Regions from separate parts of the Mus musculus genome. Here region 2 is linked to region 1. A link is a loop called in an ENCODE intact Hi-C map of the cell type or tissue named here. Cell type or tissue: left cerebral cortex. All regions are shown on one strand. Links, peaks and the distances in the headings refer to the core of each region. The heading gives the core; the rest is flanking DNA.

Evidence for each region. Hi-C counts contacts between places; a loop is a spot of excess contacts. Peaks named below come from ENCODE experiments on the same cell type or tissue, not always from the same donor. Only the 100,000 strongest peaks of a DNase experiment are listed, where the experiment ranks them.
Region 2: it touches region 1 in a loop (7-fold over the local background); 17 of 42 quality-filtered maps call a loop at or near these places.

What each region holds. Positions count from the first base shown.
Region 1 is chr9:96,833,616-96,844,057 of GRCm38, reverse strand. It overlaps Pxylp1 (2-phosphoxylose phosphatase 1), which reads left to right. Exons shown (of 6, transcript NM_001289647.1): 3 at 3,941-4,099; 4 at 4,846-4,972. Among named protein-coding and RNA genes, the nearest start is that of Pxylp1, 51 kb to the left of the region's middle. In left cerebral cortex, for the core only: a CTCF peak has its summit at 4,952; DNase peaks (open chromatin) are centred at 4,465 and 4,985; H3K27ac peaks cover 603 bases.
Region 2 is chr9:96,885,317-96,895,758 of GRCm38, reverse strand. Pxylp1 (2-phosphoxylose phosphatase 1) reads left to right here and starts at 6,285. Exons shown (of 6, transcript NM_001289647.1): 1 at 6,285-6,400. It also overlaps the pseudogene Gm10123. In left cerebral cortex, for the core only: a CTCF peak has its summit at 6,273 (motif pointing right); DNase peaks (open chromatin) are centred at 5,943, 6,305 and 6,793; H3K4me3 peaks cover 2,299 bases; H3K27ac peaks cover 1,431 bases.

The DNA.
Region 1 (10,442 bases), core at 1,369-9,368:
AACCTGAATTTGATAGACTCTGTATAAAAAGCACAGTAAAGACCTGCAGAAGCTACGCAGCCAGGAGGGCGAGCCATCACAGTGCCACCATGGGACATCTGCTTCACTCCCCATCCCCCCCCCCCACAGTAAATTAGCTCCAGGCACCAGAGCTGTGCGTTGGCCTGTGCGTTGGCCGTTAACATCTCCCAACTGTGGGGAAGAGAGGCTCCAGCTGCAGCCAAGTTCAGAACTGGGGAACGGTCAACTCCAAAAGTTTTTTATTGTTGTTTTATTTAGTAAAGCCTACAAATACGTCTATGTCTATTAAGACCTGGTAATAAATGTTTGTTCTTTCGCATATAGAATGCACGTAACATGTGACTACTATAAATATATTTATGCTAAATTCACACAGATATTTGTAGGAAAACAAAATACTTGTTGGCATGCGTTCCTTCTGCTCCCCAGATGGAACGCACTGTGGCATTGTGGGACATCTGATGCGTTGCTGGGTTCTCACCTAGGGAACAAATGTCTGACTACTCCGTGTGATGGTGAATCTTGTCAACTTGATAGGATTTAAAATCACCATGGGATCAAATCTCAGGGCAAGTCTGTGAGGGGCTACTATCTAGACTCGGCTAATTGAGGTACAAAGACCCACCCTAAGTGTAGATAGTACCTAATTCCACGGTCTGGGGTCCTGGAAAAGGAGAGAGGGGTGATAGATACAAGAATGGATTCCTCTCTGCTTCCTGAGTGGGGATGCAGTGTGGCCTGCTGGTCTTCTGCTCTTGCCACCATGCCTCCTCTGCCATGATGGAATGTCTCTCCTTTGACTGTAAGCCAAAATAGCTTGGACCTTCCATACTTGCTTCTGTCAGATATTGTGTCCTAACCATGAGACATGTAACCAATACAGAAAATCGGCACTGAGAAACGAGGCCATCGCTGGGATAAATATGACCTTGTGGCCTTTGGAACTGCTTTTGTATAGAAAAGTCTGTGACTATTCTGGTGAGAACTTGGAATACAGGGTGCTGAGAGATGCTGAGAGTGGTGGCCTGGCTCAGGGAGGCCTCAGAGGGAAACAAAGACTCCATGAGGAGCTGGGTTAGGGTCGTAGTCATGTTATATTCTGGCAGAGAGTCTGGCTGCATTCTACCTGTGTCCTGAGAACTACGGTAGAGTTGAATTTGAAAGCAAGGGGCTGACTTGTTTCCCAGAGGAAGTCTCAAGGTGGGGTAACACTCAAGCTATGCCATGGTTACTGCTCATTGCTTCTATCCAGGTCTACAGTGAGAAGCGATGAGTGGAAGGGAGAAGAGCTGGGAAACCTGACGTTTGGTCAGGAGGGAGGGAAGCAAGAATCAGCTACAATTGTTAGGGGCCATCACCAGGAAAGAACAACCCCTTAATGTGCAGGAACAGCAGGGAAGGCATCCTGAGGGCCAGTCCTTCAGGGAAGCCTGGGAAGCCATTGTAGGAAACATGAAGGTAAGGCTGAATTTGCAGTGGAGTTCCCAAGAGGTATAAGAGCCATAGGATGTCATTTGAGAGATGCTGCAGTGTGTGGGGCCAGAGGGGTGTGGCCTCTGAAGAGCTTTGGAACCCAGACAATTCCATCCAGAACTCCAGACGCTGGATACAGAGCGGCAGCATTTACAGTTGTCTTGTTCGAGTTCAGTCTTGTTTTGGCCTGCTCATTCCTTGCTGTATCACAATTCTTCCCTTTTGGAATTGTATTCTGTGCCACTGTACATTGTAATATATAACTTATTTCTTGTTTTGTTTGAGTTCAGTTAAACGATTGCTCTGAGTCCCAGGTGATATTTGGACTTTGGATTTTCAAACAGTGTTGGAACTATTAAAGATTATGGGGACTTTGAAGTTGGACTGAATGTATTTTGCATTGTGAGGTGGCAATGAGTCTTTGAGAATAAGGAGAGAGAGGTTTGGCCTTCCAGGTGGTGTGTTTGGATATCAAGTGGACATCGAGTAGAGTTGTAAGGGTTAATCTTTGTTGCCAGTTTGATGGAATTTAGAATCACCATGGAAACAAATCTTTGGGAATATATGTGAGTGATTATCGAGGTTAGATTAATTGAAGAGGGAAACCCCACCCTACATGTGAGTAGTAGCACTCTGTGGGCTGAGGTCTGCATCAAATAAGAGGAGAAATCTAGTTGAGCACATATGACAATCTCTGCTTTCTGTTACGGGATGGGATGTGACCAGCTCCCTCTGTGGCCATGTCTTCCATGATGGGCTGATCCTTCAAACTGTGAGCCAAAACCAAACAACCCACCCATGTCTTAGGGTTTCTATTGCTGTGAAGAGATACCATGACCACAGCAACTCTTATAAAGGCAAACATTTAATTGGGGCTGGCTTACAATTTCAGAGGTTTAGTCTATTGTCATCATGGTGGACATGGCTGCATGCAGACATGGTGCTGGAGAGGTAGCTGAGAGTTCTATATCTGAAAGACCCCAGGAAGAGAGAGTGACACTGGGCCTGGCTTGAGCATCTGAAACCTCAAAGCCCCCCCCCCAGTGACACACCTACTTCAACGAGGCCACACTTCCTAACAGTGCAACTTCATTATGTGCCTGTGGTGTTACTGTTCAAGTGTTCTTTTTCAATCTGGGGGGCGGGGCATAGATCTCATTGGTAATTTTCTCTTGCCTTTCTGTAGTTACTAGCTTGCGCATTCGTTCATGTTTTGTTGTGTTGGTATTTGCACTTTGCCTGTTTGTATCCTGTACTGAGTCTTCAGTTGTAGTGTTCTTCTGTACTTGGGGTATCAGTCATTGTTTGTTATGTATGTTGCAAATGTTTTTCTCTTAGTGTATTCATTGTCTTTCATCTTTTTTTTTTAAAAATAACATCTGTTTGACAAGGGAATCTTTCAGATACTTATGTAGAAGAAATTAGGGAACTTAATCTGATGTAGACTAGTGATTAGTTTCTGTTTCAGCCATTGTTTGGGTATGTGTATCTACATAATATTTGTGAATATATTTTTGTTATGTGGTTGGTAAACCTTTAGTAGTTAACCAGGTTTGTGGGCTCACTTGTTTGCAAGCATAACCTACCCTAGTCAATGCTACAAATGTGACTGCTACCGTGGGGGTCTCTCGAAACTCTGTGATGCTGCAAAACCACTTCCCAGTCGTGGAAGGACTGGGGACTACTGAGATAGGCTGTCTGTGGACAGACAGACAGACAGACAGACAGACAGATGGCTGCACAGCCCCAACCTGAACAGGGAGAGGCCCTCTCAGTCACAAGGAAAAAGCATTACAGTTGCCCTGTCGCTGCCTTCACGGATTCTGGTCACGTGTCCACCCTGCCAAGGTGAATACTGTCACTGATAGCTTAGCCGGTCTCCCACAGGGCCCGGGGCTCACTGATAGAAAGATGGATGCCGAGTAGACAAGCCATTACACATTGCATGACACTCGACACCCACAGGCGACTGGGGAGAGCCAGCCCAGGGAGATGAGTAGGAGCCAGTCAGGGGTCCAAGGCTCTCCTCTGTGAAGCAGTCTCATGAGGACTAGTGAGCAGATTCCCAATATAGGGCTCTAGGGAGCACGGAATGTGGTCGGATGGTATTAATTGAGGTGTGACACACACACTCCATTTAGCACTTAACAGGCGCCAGTAGACAGTGATCACCCCCCCCCCCCCCGATATAGTTATGGGAGCTAAAAGCTTATTGAGAAGAGGGGCTGTGTCCTCGTGCACAGTTAGTTCCAGTAACTCGAGAGTGAGGACTAGGTTATCCTGGCCCATGCTGAGGGGGGTCTGTCACTCAGTTAGACCCAGGCTGACTTCTAGTTCCTCTAGGGTCCACCCTAACTGAAGGAGTGAGCACCCCTGTGACATTCAGCCGTCTGTGGCCACGACAGCTGATCTAGCATCTCCTTTAGTCACTCTTCTTTCTTTGCAGTCCACTTGATCCCAGTGTCTGCCACAAAGAATGGAGGAAGCAGCAAGAGTCGAAAGAGGATCATGCCTGACCCAGTGACAGAGCCTCCCACCGTAGACCCGGTTTATGAAGCTCTTCTGTACTGCAACATTCCAAGCGTAGCGGAGCACAGCATGGAAGGTAGACCCAGTGTATGACCTGTCGCTGTCTGGGTAGCCTGGGCCTCAGGACCCAAGTAGACATCCTGGGGACAAAGTTCTCTAAGCAGCATCAAACAGTGATAAGAAGCTGGCTGGCCTGGACTCAAATTCTGCAGCCACTGTGCCTAGGATGAGCTCCTGGTCTTAGCACACTGCTCGGTGTCTGGTGAGGAGATGTGGGTAAGGCAGACAAGGGCTTGAGGCTGGCCCATCCCTTTGGCAACTCGGCTTCTCAGAGCAAATCTACCGTATGCTTAGCATGTGCACAGGGCCTACAAGTCTTGCTGTAAAGGAATGTGAATCAAGTTTGACTTTCCTCAAAGTGTATCATAGGGTGGTGTGGGATGCGTGCATTTGTATCCTGCTGTGTTTCCCGAAGGACTTAAAGCAGAAGTCTGTTGCTAGGATTTTTGTGAGCCTCCCCCAGTCTGTGCACATGAGACATTAGTCACCACGTGCACATCTCACTGGCCTTCAGCTGATGACTTTGGGGGCTCTGGGGCATGTCAGCCCCTCCCATGAACCTCTGTCTCAGCTTGTGGGGGTTCTTCAGCATCACCCACCCAGCACAGCAGCCTTCCCTACAGGTCAAGGTCCTGAGTAGCAGCTCTGCCATTTCTGGGTTGCCCTGGGTTCTACCTCCTCAGCCCCCAAGCCTGGGCATAGACGCCCTTGCTAAAACACTTGCTTGTTGTGTGGTGACTAGAAGATGTGTCTCTCTCACAGGTCATGCCCCGCATCATTATAAGCTGGTCTCCGTTCATGTGTTCATTCGCCATGGGGACAGGTACCCACTGTATGCCATTCCCAAAACAAAGCGGCCAGAAATCGACTGCACTCTAGTGGCTAGCAGGTAAACTGCACTTTTCTTTTATGAGTCGTCTTCATGCCTTCTGCTGTGTTCCGTGCAGCAGAGCACTATGGGAGGGAGGTGCGAGCTACGCTTTGGTGGGCACCAACTGTTCAAAGTGTTCACTGTCTTGCATTGCACGCTGTTGTGTGACTCCCTTGGGAGACACAAACATCTACTCAACCCAGATAGGGCACTGATGACAGATCAGAAAAATGACTCCACCCAAACCCAGCTTTAGCTGGGTTTACCTAGAGGAGCACGGGTGACTCAGAGGCCACTGCCTCACTGAAAAGCCCACCACAGCATGGGTGATCACGCAGAAGGCTTCATCCCTGTAGCCTCCCGCACAGCTTGCGGGTGGCTCGACCTAGTCACACTGTCTCTCCCCCACTCTCTTAGTGGTTATTTCCTGCTGTTAAAATCTCGGTCGGAGCCTTATGAGCCTTGTAACTTTCTGAGCTTCCAAGTCTTAAGTTGCGTATGTCTTGGCGTCCCTTCTCTCTCCAGGAGAGAATATCTGGGTTGGGAGAAGAGGGCCAAAGACAGTCCCAGAGCAGAGAGCGTATCAGTTTCAGGCAACTCAGAAAACGCACTGAGGCCTGAGCCCTGTTTAGTCTGAGACACAGCCTCTAATTCTGATGTTCCAAGCAAGAAAAAAGAGAAAGAGTGAGCACTGGGTTACCCCCCACCCCACCCCACCTCCACCCTCGGAGAGGTTCCATGGAGGCACCAGGCACACCAATCCATCCCTTGGTCTAGCTGAGCTCAGCCCACCCCCCCCACCTCTAAAATGGAAATGAAAGCTGGGGGTGGGGGGGCGCGGATGATGCCCGAGAGGGCATGCTCGCAGCTGCCGAGGCCTGTGAGCGTAAGATAATGTTCAGCCATTTAATTTTTCACACATTACAGGCAGCACTGTCTTAGTTGAAAGCCCTTAGGATGAAAAATAATTGAACGGAGGATGGAAATTGCGTGCATGGAAATTAGAAGCAGTTAGCAATAAATGATGCCTTGGCCGTAGCCAGCGTGTCTGGGGGCGCGTAGCATCCATCCAGTGCAGCGTTTACTGAATGAGACTGTGAGGCGTAGGGAAGTGCCCAACAGGGGAGACGTTGTTTTGATGGAGTGCTCCTGGGGTGCCAGCCTGCCTACGCAGAAGCAGGACCAGCCCCATAGAGACAACGTGGATTGCCTGCCCGCAGCCAGGGCTGCTCTCAGAGGATGTGAAGCTGGGGGTGGGGTGGGGTCTCAGATAACTCTTGATGTCCCAGACCCCCTGGGGTTTGGGGAGTAGTCAGCGAAGCATTTTAGGTAGAAAGACTGTGAGGTTTTGCGTGTTCTCTGTTATGCTGGACACTACTTTGCTGCCAGCCTGGGGGGCCATGTTTTCCTTGCTGCATTGAGTAAACAAGATGTGTACCCTAGTGTCTCCTGTTAGGGGACCATGAGCACCCTGGAACCCTCACTCTCCAGTCTGGCATTCAAACTTTCCCCTGCGAGTCTCTGCTCTCCAGCACCCCACTTCTCGCAGCACCCCCTCCTTCATGGCTTTGTGTTAGCTGTGTCTCCGCTACTGCCCACCCCACTTCCACAGTATCTTCAAGACCTCTTTAGAAGTTCCCTCTTCTGCACAGCAGCCCCACCCCCCACCCCGATCCGTCCCATATACGAAACACTGAGGTGACTCTGTGGCTGTCTAGGGAACTGACAATACCCACCTCTCACTGTAGAGGTACGGGGACAACATATAGGAAGGATGTCAGAACAGGTGAGGGAAGTCTAGTATAAAAGCCATCCCAGCTGGCGTAGAGCCAGGGCAAGGATGGAGGCAGCTCGTTATACTGCACTTTAACCCCGTGGATGGTGGATGGAGAGCAGAGAAAGGCAGCTCAGAGGAGCCATTGTCCTCCACCGGGGACAGCCGGGTGTTGTGTTTACAGCTGGTACTGCTCTGCCCTTGTCTGCTAGTTGTCCTTTGAACAGCCTGAGGAAACGTGGGCCACTGGGCTTCTGTGCTACATGGGGCCAGCGTGGCTGTGGGGCTTTGTGGACTGTCACATGCTTCATTTTCTTAGCTCTAGTCTCCTTCCTCTTGCATGGAGTTGCATTTCCACCAGGGGAATCCAACTGGTGCAGCTCAGACCCCCATGCAGCCACTATGGGGTCACTATGGCTGTTCCCAGAGAAGGGGCCTATTTGCCTGGGTCACCTGAGCACCCTCCAGCTTATCTTGCCAAGGGGACTCGGCTCTGCCATCCCCAGGCCTGACTGCTCCCAAATCACGGAGCCAACCCAGAGCTGATCCAGTGACTGACAGCTTTTGGTCTTGATAGCTGCAGAATGAATTTGTAACCTCTGTGGGGACCACAGGATACATTGCCTGTTGTATGTTCCTGTCACCATGTCCCTGCCGATAGAGTTGAGCCTTTTGTATCCCTGAAGCCTTTCCAACCTGTGATGCTGGGTGGATCCCTTCCCCTCTCCAAGGCACCATACTCCATCCTGGAACAAGGGGTGTCCTGCCTTCCTTATGTCAATCAACCTTATGTGTTTAAATAAAGACGTGAACAAGTAAGTATGTGGCTTCGTTCACACAGAAGCTTCATCCACAGTGATGTGGCATCGCCCACAGCAGCCTAGAGATCACCATGCCTGTGGTGGTTTGAATATGCTTGGCCCAGGGAGTGGCACTATTAGGAGGTAGGGCCATGTTGGAGTAGGTGTGGCCTTGTTGGAGGAAGTGTGTCACTGAGAAGGTGAGCTTTGAAACCCTCCTAGCTGCCTGGAAGCCAATCTCCTCTTGTTTGCCTTCAGAACAAGATGTAGAACTCTCAGCTCCTGCAGCCCCATGCCCGCCTGGAGGTTGCCATGTTTCTCATATGATAATCTACTGAACCTTAGACCCTGTAAGCCAGCCCCAGTTAAATGTTGTCATTTATAAGAGTTGCCTCGGTCATGGCGACTCCTCACAGCAATGGAAACCCTAACAAAGACACTGCCCTAGGCTTTCCCTGAGGTGGGTCATCTCTGGAGCCAGTTCCATCCTTGGGAGCTCCTCTTCCTGTGCATTTTGCATTCACAGGAGCTGCCCTGAGTCCTCTGTGGAAAAGACACAGTGCACATGTTTAACTGCAACAGCCCTCTTCTTCCGACTGAGTTTTCTTTCCTCCATTTCAGTTGCCTCTGGCACAGCCTAGTACAACGGTCTAGCCACATCGAATGGAAAACTCCATTCACATGGTTGCAGTGTGTTGTGGAACCTGCTGTATGTTATCATCAGTCATTATAATCTCTCCTCATGCCTTAGAAATTAAACCTTATTGTGGGTATTGTTTGCACAGGAAAGAACAGGGCAGACGCAGGGGCTCAGGCTATCTCTGGCTCCAGCACACACACACACACACACACACACACACACACACACACCAGATGAAAGGAGTCACTACTCAACATTGTTTAATTAAGTCCATTCTTAAACACAGTAAGGCTTGTCTTATCACTGCAAACATGTACTTAGGGATGGAGTGAGCAGGCATGCAGTGTGTAGACCTGCTCTGGGCCCCCACCCTGGCAGTGCCTGCTGCCTTCCCAGATGCTGTTTTTGGCTCGTAAATTAGTAATTTTGTGGTTTCCTGCTAGGCAGTAAGGCCTGGAAGGTACCCATTACTTTGGTCTGTCGTTGGGAATGTCTGATTCGAGGGTGGGGAGCTAGGTGTGTCCATATATGTCTCTTCCTTAGAGTGCCTGTGCACAGTGCTGGGCCCGTTGTCTGTGTAGTGGAAGATGGTGCTCCCTGACTGCTATGCGCTGTGTTAAGAAAGGTTCTATCTCACCCTCGTACTATTACAGTTAGTCAGTATTGAAGGTATTGACCACATGAGTGCCATGGTTTTTAAAATGTATGTATGTATGTATGTATGTATGTATGTATGTATGAACTGTTGCTCAGTTCAGACACACCAGAAGAAGGCATTGGATCCCATTACAGATGGATGCTGGGAATTGAACTCAGGATCTCTGGAAGAGCAGTCAGTGCTCTTAAACCATTGAGCCATCTCCCCGAGGGAGAGAATGCTGTGTTTTTAAATGCCCTATTTACATTCATAAAGATGAGCATGCTTTTCTACACCCAAGAAGAAAAACAGTCCTTTCAAACACTTACATAACAAATTTTAGAGTTATACCCCTTTCCTGGGCCAGGTTGCATGGTAGCACGCCAGCCGTCACTTAAGTGCAGTGGAGAAGTCCTGTGAAGAGTCCTAGGGAGAGAACATTCTAGATAGAAGGACCAGAAAGAGCAGTGGGCCTGCAGCTTACAGAGCTGGGCATGCATGAGTAACACTAGGACCAGTCTGACTGGAAAGGTAACAGGAAGTGGGTACCTCAGGCATCGCAGCAGGTGGGCTATCCTGCTCTCAGGGAACCACTTCACAGCAGGTGGGCTATCCTGCTCTCTGGGAACCACTTCACAGCAGATGGGCTATCCTGCTCTCAGGGAACCACTTCTGTCTGGAAATCCAGGTGCTGGTGGTGGGTCAGTCACACAAGTGGAAGCCAGCACAGGTGACTGCTTTAGCCCAGAAAGAAGAGAAGGAAACCTGGAGTGGAAGAGGCTTTGGTAGTGCATTGAGGCCTAAGCCAGCAACCCACAACTCAGCTTATGAGACTGTCTTAGTTTTATTGCTGTGAAGAGACACCGTGACCCACAACAACTCTAAATAAGGAAAACATTTAATTAGGCCTGGCTTACTGTTCAGAGGTTCAGTTCATTGTCATCTTGGCAGGAAGCATGGCAGGGTGCAGGCAGACATGGTGCTAGAGAAGGAGCCAAGAGGTCTACATCTGGTATCCCCAGGCAACCGGAGGAGAGAACAAGTCACTAGGCCTGGCTTGAACATCAAGGTCTTCTTCTTTTTTTATTTTTAAGATTTATTTATTATTATATCTAAGTACACTGTAGCTGTCTTCAGACATACCAGTAGAGGGTACTGGAATCTAAGATACCATAAGTAAGAGTACACTGTCGCTGTCTTTCAGACACACCAGTAGAGGGCATCAGATCTCATTACAGATGGTTGTGAGACACCATGTGGTTGCTGGGATTTGAACTCAGGAACTTCTGAAATCTTAAAGCCCACTCCTCCTGACCGGTTTCCTCCAGCAAGCCACACCTACTCCAACAAGGCCACACCTCCCAATTGTGCCACTCCCTATGGGCTGTGGGGGCCATTTTCATTCAAACCATCACAGGTAGGGAGGGAATAAGAAGGGAAGCCACTCTGAGAGACCAAAGGTTGTGCGGGAGTCAGTTGGCAGCCAATGAGAAACTGCTCATTAGCAGTTAGACCCGCCCAGGTCGCCTGGGGTGCTCAGCAACTTGGCAATTTGGGGGTTTTCAATCTTAGCTCAGTGGAGTGAGTGTAGCACTAAAATGGGTCCTTCAGACTGCACCGTTCTGGGGAACCTGGTT
Region 2 (10,442 bases), core at 1,506-9,505, 52 kb before region 1:
TCTGCTGTCTTTGGAACTTTGTCTGCAAACAGCTCGAAGGAGACGCGGCCCAAGGGCTCGTCATCGGCCGTGATGTCGAAGAACACGGTGGGGTTGACCATGGCTGCAGCAAGCGGCGAAAAGCGACAGTGGCGTCTGCAAAGCCGTGTCAGGTGCTTCTTATCAGCAGGCTTATCATCAGAGATCACCAAAGACACCGACTGAGCTATGGATGAGGATTCTACATCGGCTTTGTATAAATGTCTTGTGACCTCTCATCCAACCTCCAGAGTGGCCAGACAACCAAGGAGGACTTTGCTGTTCTTGGCTCTGTACACAAACATTACCTGGTCTCCTTGGTGTTTTTCCTGAACCCTTTTTCTTGTTGTAAAGAAACTTTTCATTCTGGAGTTGTGGCTGATGTAAATAAAGAGTAGAGTTCACCTGAGAACCACCACAGCATGGCATGAGACACGTCACCAAGGGAAGGGATCCGAACGCTCTCCCAAAGGAAGTTGAAGTCCAGGACGAGCCCTCAAATTGAAAGAATAATTTTGGTGTGGCACAAAAAGCCACACAGGTAAAAGTAAAGCCATTGGCTTCTATTTCTTCATGGCCCAGAAATAGCGAACAGACCATGGGCTGAAGCCTCTGAACCTGTGAGCATAAATCACTTTCCCCTTTAATTTTTTTTTTAAATCACATTTTTCCAGGTAGAATGTTACACAAAACGAGCTTAATGGATGAATCTTTAAAAAAAAAAAAAAAAGATTTATTTGTGACCAAGCAAGGCCATTTCTTTTTTGCAAAAAGGGTACCCTAGAACCCAGACTGAGTTAGCAAGCAGCCATGGCAAAGATGGCCTCCATCTTTTAATCCTAGCACAGGTGGTAACTGTTTTGCCATTTGTGAGAGCACAGCGTATGGCGTTAATACTGACTAGCCAGTAGCACTGAGCAATCTCTAGGCTTGGACAAAGTCACATCACAAAATAGGGAAGGGGCTTAGAGAATATGGGCCCTTGTTGGGTTAACTACCTTTGGTAGAGGGACATAAAAGTTTCTTACTTTTCTAATGGCTATTAGGATCACTCATTAAGGGCTGGAGAGATGGCTCAGTGGTTAAGAGCACTGACTGCTCTTCCAAAGGTTCTGAGTTCAAAATCCAGCAACCACGTGGTGGCTCACAACCATCCGTAATGAGATCTTGTGCCCTCTTCTGGTGTGTCTGAAGACAGATACAGTGTACTTACATATAACAATAAATATATTTTTGGACTGGAGCGAGCAGAGGTCCTGAGTTCAATTCCTAGCAACCACATGATGGCTCACAACACAGCTATAGTGTACTCATATACATAAGATAAATAAGTAAATAAATAAATAAATCTTTTTTTTTAAAAAAAAGAATCATCCATTAAGCTCTTTTTGTGTAACATTCTTCCTGGAAAAATGTGATTAAAAAAAAAGTTTAAAGGGAAAAGTGATTTACGCTCACAGGTTCAGAGGCTTCAGCCCGTGGTTGGCTGGTCATTGTTTCTGAGCCATAAAGAAACAGAAGCCAAAGATCAGGGAAGAAGGAAACGTGGCAGAACCAGATTGCTCAACTCATGGTGGCCAGGAAGCAAAGAGAGCAAGAATGGTCTGAGGAAAAGATCTATCTTTCAAAGGCACACCTCAGTGACATATGTCATCCATCTAGGTCTCATCTCCTTATTGCCCATTCAATTATGAGCTCTTCAGTGGGTTAATCATCCGACCCTCGTGATCTAATCACCAATAGCACTAGCAACTGGGGACCAAACCTCAGCACATGATCCTTTGGGGCAGTACTTCATATTCAAACCATGACACATGGTTCTAGCATACAGACCAAGGGAGGTAACAGGAATGCTGTCCCTCAGAGGAATGCTGTCCCTCAGACAGGGAGCACCAGTGCAGCTCTTGACCTGAGATTCTGTGGTGCTCTGTGCATCAAGTTGAATCACTGAATAAACACCCGAACGTTCTGGTCTATTGCTCAACAGAGAAGGCTGGGGTCAAAGAATGTCAGAGGCCAACTCAGCCAGTGCCCAAGCATATAATAAATGACCTGGACACACGGTGGCTCCGTATCTGGTTTTTTGAAGAGTTTCGAATCAAATTTGTTTGACTCCTCTGTGGAGCTGCTGTGATGTTTTGTCTTTTTTTGTTTGTTTGTTTTTGTTTTCATTCTGCAAACCCAGGACCAGTGAAAGCGCCCTGAAGTGTCCAGAGGACTGGATTCTAGCCCTCACTATCTCCACAGCCCACTTGGTGGGTGACTTTGGGGCAAGTTGATTATTCTTGGCTTCAGTTCTCCTTCTGGCCATAGACTTCTGCATGAATTGGCAACAACACCAAGTATTTTTAACTATTTTAGCTTCCATCTTGCTACTTTGGGCCCTAGGGGAGTTCTGTGGTCTGTCTTTCTCATGGACTCTCAATTCCAGTTGCTGTAGCTCATGTCACTACAAAGTTCAGAAATCTCTGCTGGGTCCTTCATCTCTCCTTTCTGCATAGCTTCTTATTGTAAAATGAGAAGGCAGGACTCAGTTCATCTGTCCATTCGCCTGGCTTTTATAAAGTGCTTACTTTATAAACTTGACCGTTTTTGATACACGGCTTGCCACAGTCCTTCTCTTTTTATGATTTCTAAAGGTGATTCCTGTGAGTTCATTCAATGCTTGCTTTGGTTGTCCTGAGATCTTTCAGTTGGGCTGAGAGTCTAGAGGACAAAAAAAGAGTATTTAGATCTATGATTCACTGAATTACTCTAATTTTTTTTGTGTGATTATTTTTTCTTCTTCTTTTGGCTCACAGTCAGGTTCAGAGCCCTCTTTTATCTTTATTTAATGTGGTTATTTTGTGCTCTGTTCTTCCAGATTTGACTTTATAATTAAATTTCCCCCAGATAGATGGGAAAATGAGTTCACCCTCCTTCGTTGCTCTCAGGAGTGGGAAGGGGCTTTTATAATAAGCTTGTTGGGGGTGGGGGAAGGGACCACAGCTGGTAGTAGGGACAAAGAACCGTGCATGCATAAATGAGGATAGACCACCCTGGAGCTGGGGGAGGGTCTGCCTCTCTAAACCAGGAGCTTGTGTTAGGCAGCAGCTCTGCAGCCACCGAAGAAACAGACCTTTAACCTTTTGCAAGGTATTTCTCTCTCCAAGGTGCTGGGGTTGCAGATGTGGGGTAGACAGGGCAATTTCCATTTAATATAAATATGCCAGTCAGTCTGATGCTCTCTGCTCTATGAATCAACAAGAAATCTATCCTGAATAATTTTTTATCTTAACCTTTAATATTTGAGCACTTAGTATTTCTCCACATTCCTGTAGTGAATGGACATTCTAGCTATCACCAAAGAAAACCAAACCCACGGTGAAGAGAATTTGGAAATAATATTGTCCATCTGAATATGGTGGTAGGCAGCACAGAAATATTTTGTGGTGTCAATAGATTTGGCAGTAAGGCGGAATTGTGAGCAATTCAGGTCTTTGCAATGTAGAAACTGGTTCAAATAACGCAACCTGTTTTTCTCCCTAGGAAGACCGTTGGCATGGCGGTTTGTTAACTCAGACTAGGCACCCTGTGGCAATGTGGCCCTGTAAGAAGGGAGGGGACAGGGAGCAGGTTTTGTAAGTCCCCAGACAAAGGAGGCTGTGCAAATATTTGCAGGCTTTTTGCTCCAGGGGTGAGATGGCCTTGAAGGTGTTCATCCGCTGATGGCTACTCCAGTCCAACTAGGGATGCTGGGGCAATGTGGCAGCGTGTGCTGCCTAGTAGACTATTCAAGACTTGGTGCTGCCCAATGTTTTTAGAGGACAGGTGGGCTCAGCTTTCATTCAATAAATGGTGGGTGTTTTCCTGTAGCAAACAGTTCAAGGGGGAGGGTGTGAGTCCTGGCACCGTGCTAGTTCTCTGTTTTATGGTCATCCAGGGGCACAGTTCGCTGCTCTAGCAAATGAGTAATGAAGGTGACAGGCACTGTTTTCAGGAGCGTGTGACACTGTGCTGGGTTGGGGGCTTGTCCTAGTCAGGACTCTCTTGGTTGCCAGGGCCAGAGAAATAGAATTTTTATTTCACTTGGAGGATAGTAGGGGATAACTTGGATCATGTATTTGGATAACCAGTATTATGTTGGTATCTGGCATGAGAGAAATCTGCTCCCGCTTCCTGCTTGAGGATATCTGGGAGCTACACTCGTTGGCACTGCCTCCCCAGCCATTAGCCAAGTGGCTCCAGCTGCCTCAGACAGATACCCTATTTTATCACTGCAGAGGGAGGCTTGCCATTCTCCCCTGTAGGAACCTCTCCTTTTCCCTTCCCTGGAAACCCTTCAACCCTTAAAGACCCTCAGGAAAGGAGGTGGAATGCTTTCTCCAGAGTGGGAAAAATGTCGAAGTGTTCAGGGAATAGAGGTTGAAGGAAAGAGGGAAAGATGATCGTGGTATCCGGTATTAACCTGGATTGTAGGAAGGTGCAACGATGGAAACTCTAAGTGCCGCGTGGAGGAAGATTCAGGCAGAGGAGACCTGTTCCCACTTCCAGAAGAATAGTGGAGAATACCCCAGTCGAGTGGGATAGTGGCAAATTTTTGTAGAGAAATGATGCCCGAGTCACCTTTCATCCTCTTGTGGTCATGTTGAACCTAAGACTGTCTACATATCCCATGGGAAGGGTAAGTAAGTAGCCAAGAAAGGGAACATACGCCTATGGGTTACAGAAGATGTGGCACAGACCCACAAGGGCTCCATCCAGAACAAAATCAGGCCTGGGTAGTTTGCAGAGAGAGGCTGGGTTTGTGGTGGAGGCAGAGTTGCGAGCCTGCGTCGGCTGGAGACTCCCGTGTTCCTGAAAGGGTAGTAGACTTGAGAGAAAGCAAAGCTGAGCATCTGGGGTCAAGTTCCAGGCCTGAAGCTGACAAGCCCTGCCCTAACCCCCTTTTCTGATGTATGTATGTATGTATGTATGTATGTATGTATGTATGTATGTATGTATGTATTTTGCTTTGGGCTAGTGTGGATGGAGTTGTCTGTCATCTGCAGCCTGTGTGACTTGTGAAGGAGTGGAACTTGGAATTAGAGCAGAACTGTCAAGAGTCCGTGGCGAGAAGGAAGAGTCTGTGTTGGATAGGATGCCTGGACTGTGGTGGTCCTTGAGGGCCAGCCCAAGTAGGAATTTAACGGGGAGTGAGATTTCATGCTCACGTATTGGAGAAAGCTGTCGCTAGTACTGAAGGGATAAGCAGGCTGAAGGTGGTGTTGAGCCTGGGTAATTGGGTGAGAGGGATAGTAACTAGTGTCCTCAGGCAAGTGCCAGCTGGCCATCAAGGCATTGAACAGAGAAGGCATTCCAGATGGCTGGACCATGGGGGTAAATGGAATGCAGGCTAGGGAAGTAGAATCTAGCTGATTTGAGGGGAGAAATTGGAGGTAAAAATATGGATAAAATATAAAGTGTTTTGATTTAGTCACTATCGAATGAGTTAGGGAAAATCAAGTGATGCGCTACCCTCAAAACCGCACCTCTTTTGCAGTTGAGAGAGGCACAAGGGTGTCACTGTAGTCCCAGAACTGACAACAAAGGCAATCTCACAATTGTGGTTGGTGAGATCCTTTTTTACAGCATTTGAAACAACAACAACAAAAGACCCACAAACACAGCTTTATAGAACGAGTGCTGCGCGGGTCTTTGGCTGGCAGCCCTGGGGTCATGCAGAAACGCCCCCGTGACACAGCCACGACCTCTCAAGGGTGGATGCCTGCAGGCCTTTAGGGACAAAACTACTGCCAGGTCTAGAGTAGACACAGGCCGGATGTGGCCCGCGCCGGAAGAGAAGCGCGGGACAGGCGCTTGGGTGGAGGTGGCACGGTGGCTAGGATATGCCAGTTTTGAGTCCACGAGGCACCGCAGGACCCACATCCGCAGCTAGATCCGCGGCGCGGAGTTAGGCACGCAGTCACAAAGCACCCTAGCCAAGGCTGGGACGGGTCCAGGGCAGTGTCCTGGGGCCATGGCACCCTCCCGGGTCCTAAGTCCGGCATAGGGAGGAGCATAGGCCCTGTGCGCTCCGAGTGCGCGCGCTTTCCCGGACCCGGACGGCGCGACCGGAGCCTGTCTGGATGACTGTTTGGACACTCCAGGCCATGTGTGCCTCCAAGGCCCGGGATGCGGGTCGCCGCAGCCTGCTGGTCCCGCACGGCCGCCTGCGGGGCGGAGCTCCAGGGCGCCCTGAGCGCGTCGGGCCGGGCAGGGACCCGGCGGTCCCGGTAGGGGGCGCTGCGGAACCCCGAGTTTGGCGGCCTGCGCGCGCCACCGCCGCCTGCACTCCCGCCAGGAGGAGCTGGCTGCGGGTGGAGATCCCTACGCACAGCGACGGAGGCCGGGACCGTAGGCGGTGAGTGTGGTGCGCGCCGGGTCCCAGCGGTTGTGAGGCTTCTCGCAAGGCGGGCTTGTGTCTAGGGTCTTGGGGGGCGACCCCGGAGAGGTGTCCGCGATGCCAAGATCCGGAGGCAGGGGCGGGCTTCCAAGCAGCGGGTGTGAGCCCTGCCACCAAGCTCTTTCCCTTATCTACGCGCTCCCCAGTTGCCACCTCTCCCCATACCCTCCCCGCGTTGGAGAGGGGTCCCTGCCCTCCGATCCGTCTCCCCTTTCTCAGCCCTGCACCCTAGAAGCCTGCCCGCACACCCCCTTTTCTCCCTCAAGCCCTCCCACGCCTACCTCCTCCTGGTTGCCTGCCGCTCGCCTCTCCCTCCCAGCTCTGCTCCTACGGTCCCCGCCGCCACCCCAGCGGGGTCCCATTCTGCCTAGGCGCTCCTGCTGAACGACTCAGCGGGAATCTGAGCTCCGGGGTCCCCCTTCTCCCGGCTGTCCCATAGCTGCAGTGTCCAGGTAAAAAGGGGCTGCAACTTCAGGGCCTGCCCCGGGGGTGGGGCTGGTGCTTCGCCAGCTACCTGCTGCCTGCGGCGCAGGAACCCTGGGCCCAGCCCAGGGCCACTTCACGCGTGCAGGTTATGCTTGCTCAGTGTTCTGTTTAGGACAGTGTGGTTACTTCTTTGCTTGCTTTTGCTTGGTGAACTTGGATAGGTTGCGATTTCTTAAAAAGAAGCCGGCTTTGCTACCCACAAATATGGAGCAGGTTTTCTTTGCTGCTGTGACTGGCTGTCAGTAGTACCTGTGGATCGGGGAAGATTTAGCTATGCTGGGGAAATGGAGCCACATCCCCACTCTCTCACCACAGCTCTGGGAACGTAACTGTCCCCTCTAGGGTGGGCCCGTGTCTTTGTGGAAAGGCAAGGATGCTTCCTAAACATTCAACAGGTAAAAACCAGTTAGGAATCTGGATCAGATCTGGTGTGGATAGGGAAATGTGGGATGAGTGAGTGATCAAGGAGGGGCTCTGGGAGAGTTCCATGGCTTAGGGACATTTGTTGCTCTTTGCGGCAAGTCCCAGGCTGGACCCTGACTATGGACTAGACAGTGATGAGCCCAGCCTACCCTCTGGAACTGTCGGTCGGGCTTGGCACCAGCCCCCTCCTCAGAGGTGTTGGTGCCCTGTGGTGACATCTGTGGGAAGAGGATTTAAAGCAGATGGCTTGGAAAGCCTCATGGTCCCCGGAGAGAAGTGGAGATGGCATGGTGACAGCCCAGCGTGTGCGTTCACCCCTTCCCTTCTGGGGTCTTTCATTAAATCTTAGATTAAATTAATTGCCTAGTCAGAGAAAGAACATATAAAGGGTATTTCTCTTTTAGGATTGGCTCTGGGCCAGCCTGCCCTCACAGATACCTTGGGAGGCTGCAGATGGGAACCCGTGGCAGCGTGGACCGCCTGGAGCACAGCACTCTGGGCTGTAGGACTGCCCTGTCTCTGTGGTTTCTCTTTGATGGCTCTGGTAGTGATTAGTTCAATATTCCTTTTCTATTGAATAGATAAGTAATTAGCCAAGAACACAGTGGGGCTCAGTAGGGCCCTTCTGAGTGTTCTCAATTTCCTGTATGAATCTTCCTGTCCTCACAGTGATAGGCTGCTCTCAGGAGTCCTTCTGGCTAGGATTGAATACCTGCAGGGCTGGGGTGACCTTTAGGACCTGGCCAGGTGCCCCTGCCTGTTACTCAATGTTTATTTAAAAACAAAAACAAAAACAAAAACAAAGCAAACTTCATGTATCTGTCTTGAGCCCACAACCCATGCCTTCCACTGGGCTGTAGTATTTTCAAAATATCTCTCAATCCAACAGATCTGAATATACATATATATAAATGTTAAAGTCTCTCCTGCTGGAGACAAGTTCTCTGTCTGGTAAGACGGGGTGTGAAGGGGAAGAGACGGGATAGAACGTTCAATTTCGAGGTCAGGCTCTGACAGCTGGACCTGTCCCTCAGTGGAGATTCCAGACTTTTACAGAACGAAACAGTTCTCTTCACCCTAGAGATAGGAATGGGAGGATAATGGGAGTTCTGGGGAGGCCTCAAGGCTGCCTACTGAGAGGCGAAAAGTCCACCAAGACTTATCCTGCAGACCCTGGGCTGAGGACCTAGCTTCTGCATACCATTCTCATTCATTCATTCATTCATTCATTCATTCATTCATTCATTTATTCTGGCTGGCCTGGCACTCCGTGTACACTAGGCTGACCTCAGGTCCCAAGTGCTGGGATTAAAGACTTGTACCACCACACCTGGTAGCCCTGGCTTCTTGGGACATCCTCCACCTCTGCCTGCTGATGGAGGAAGCTGGTAAGGAGTTGGGGGTTCCTTGCAGAACCCCACCTTCCCCACTTCAGGCTGTGATGATCTCACTCTGGTGGGTGCTACCCACCTCAGACCTGGTTACCGTGGCAGCCCTGGAGTGCCCTTGCATGTACATTCCTGGCAGTATGTTTTACAGTTCTGCTGGGGGGGGGGGAGTCCAGCGTTGGGGGGGGGGATTGCTTTGGCCTATCAGGAGTAGTTTTTCGCTAGGCAGAGAAAGCAAAATCCAGCTTTTTGTCATGTGAAAGGCCAATTTGAGGAAGAACATACCCGGAGTCCCTGCTGTAGGGCCTCTATCCACTTCTCTTGGGAATCTGGGGACAGCTGGAATTCAGAGTGCCACTTGTTTGTGGGGACCTGTGCTGCCCTGGTTGTCATTAGCTTATCTTTCTCACCCAGACTGTCTCTGTTCAGGTTTGGCCAGAATTCCTGCAGCTGGCAAAAAATCTTGTTTTCTAGAAGGGGTTTAATTAATGCCTGCAGTTTGAGAGTGAGAAAGGAAGGGTGGGGAGAGAAAGAGAGATGCCACTGTATGAAAGGGGTGGGAGAGAAGATAGAACAGTGGAGTCCTAACGATCCAGAAGAGAGTTCAGCTCCCGGTTCTGTCCCCGACAGGACTCTGGTTGCTAGGAAAGGAGAATGCCCACATTCTGGTATAGGGGTTACCGCTTAGGGGCAGAATCGCTGAGCTAGAAGAAAATGATCTCACAGTGATGGAAAGAAACGTTTTCTGGGCTCACTCTTCTGGTTCTTAAAAGGCCTGGGAAGCTGTCTACGAAATGGTCATGGCCAGATGGGAAGACATTTGGCTGTTGTAAGCTTGTGTCCGGAGTGTACCCTGGGGATCTGGTCCACTGAACCAGGTTGGTCAGAGGGGTCTAGCCTTGGGGAGCCACCTCCCTCTAGAGATGCTGTGGGCCCTGTCTACTAGAGCCCTGTGCACTCAGGGAATAAACAAGAGACTAGCCTTCAGAGGGAGAGAGCCAGCCACCCAGAGCAGGGTCCAGTGGTCCAGTGGTACCAATCAGCTTGGAACTACCTCAAGTCAGCCTCTAGGGGGCACCTGTGAACCCAGGATGCACTGCAGGGTCTACTCAAGGTCCAGAAGATGAGACCCCTCGCTGCTCACCAAACCAGAATGCATTCTTGTGTCACGTTCCTTCATCCCTAGCACCTGCAGGCTTCCCCAGCCCATCTCAGATGAGGAAGCCACTGTCTTTAGTGAAAGACCAATCTCTTATGAAGGGCGGGACAAACCCAGGAGTATGGAAGAATTTGATGATTAAAAGTCAACAAAACAAAGCCAGATTGAGCCTAGTGCAGTCGTTCGTGCAGCAAAGAGGCAGCCTGCAGTGTTTCCTTTCGGCTAGGACATCCCTCCACACACATCTTTCACTCATGGCTGCATCCCTCCATCCCCTTTCCCCTTTGTACTTTGGTGGCACCTACACTGTGTTGGGAGCTCTGAGTTGGAGGAGAGTTTGGGGAACTCAGATATCTAATATTAGCTGATAGTTGGGGTACCCCTAAAGTAGAACACAGACAGTCTTCAGTTCCTGGGGCGAGTTCCTCCCTTCTGGATTTTTAGGACTTGGAATATTCTCCCATTCTTTCTTCGGCTCCCTCCAGAGCGTAGGGAACCATAGAAACGTACAAATGCACTTAATATTTACAGTCATGCTCTCAAC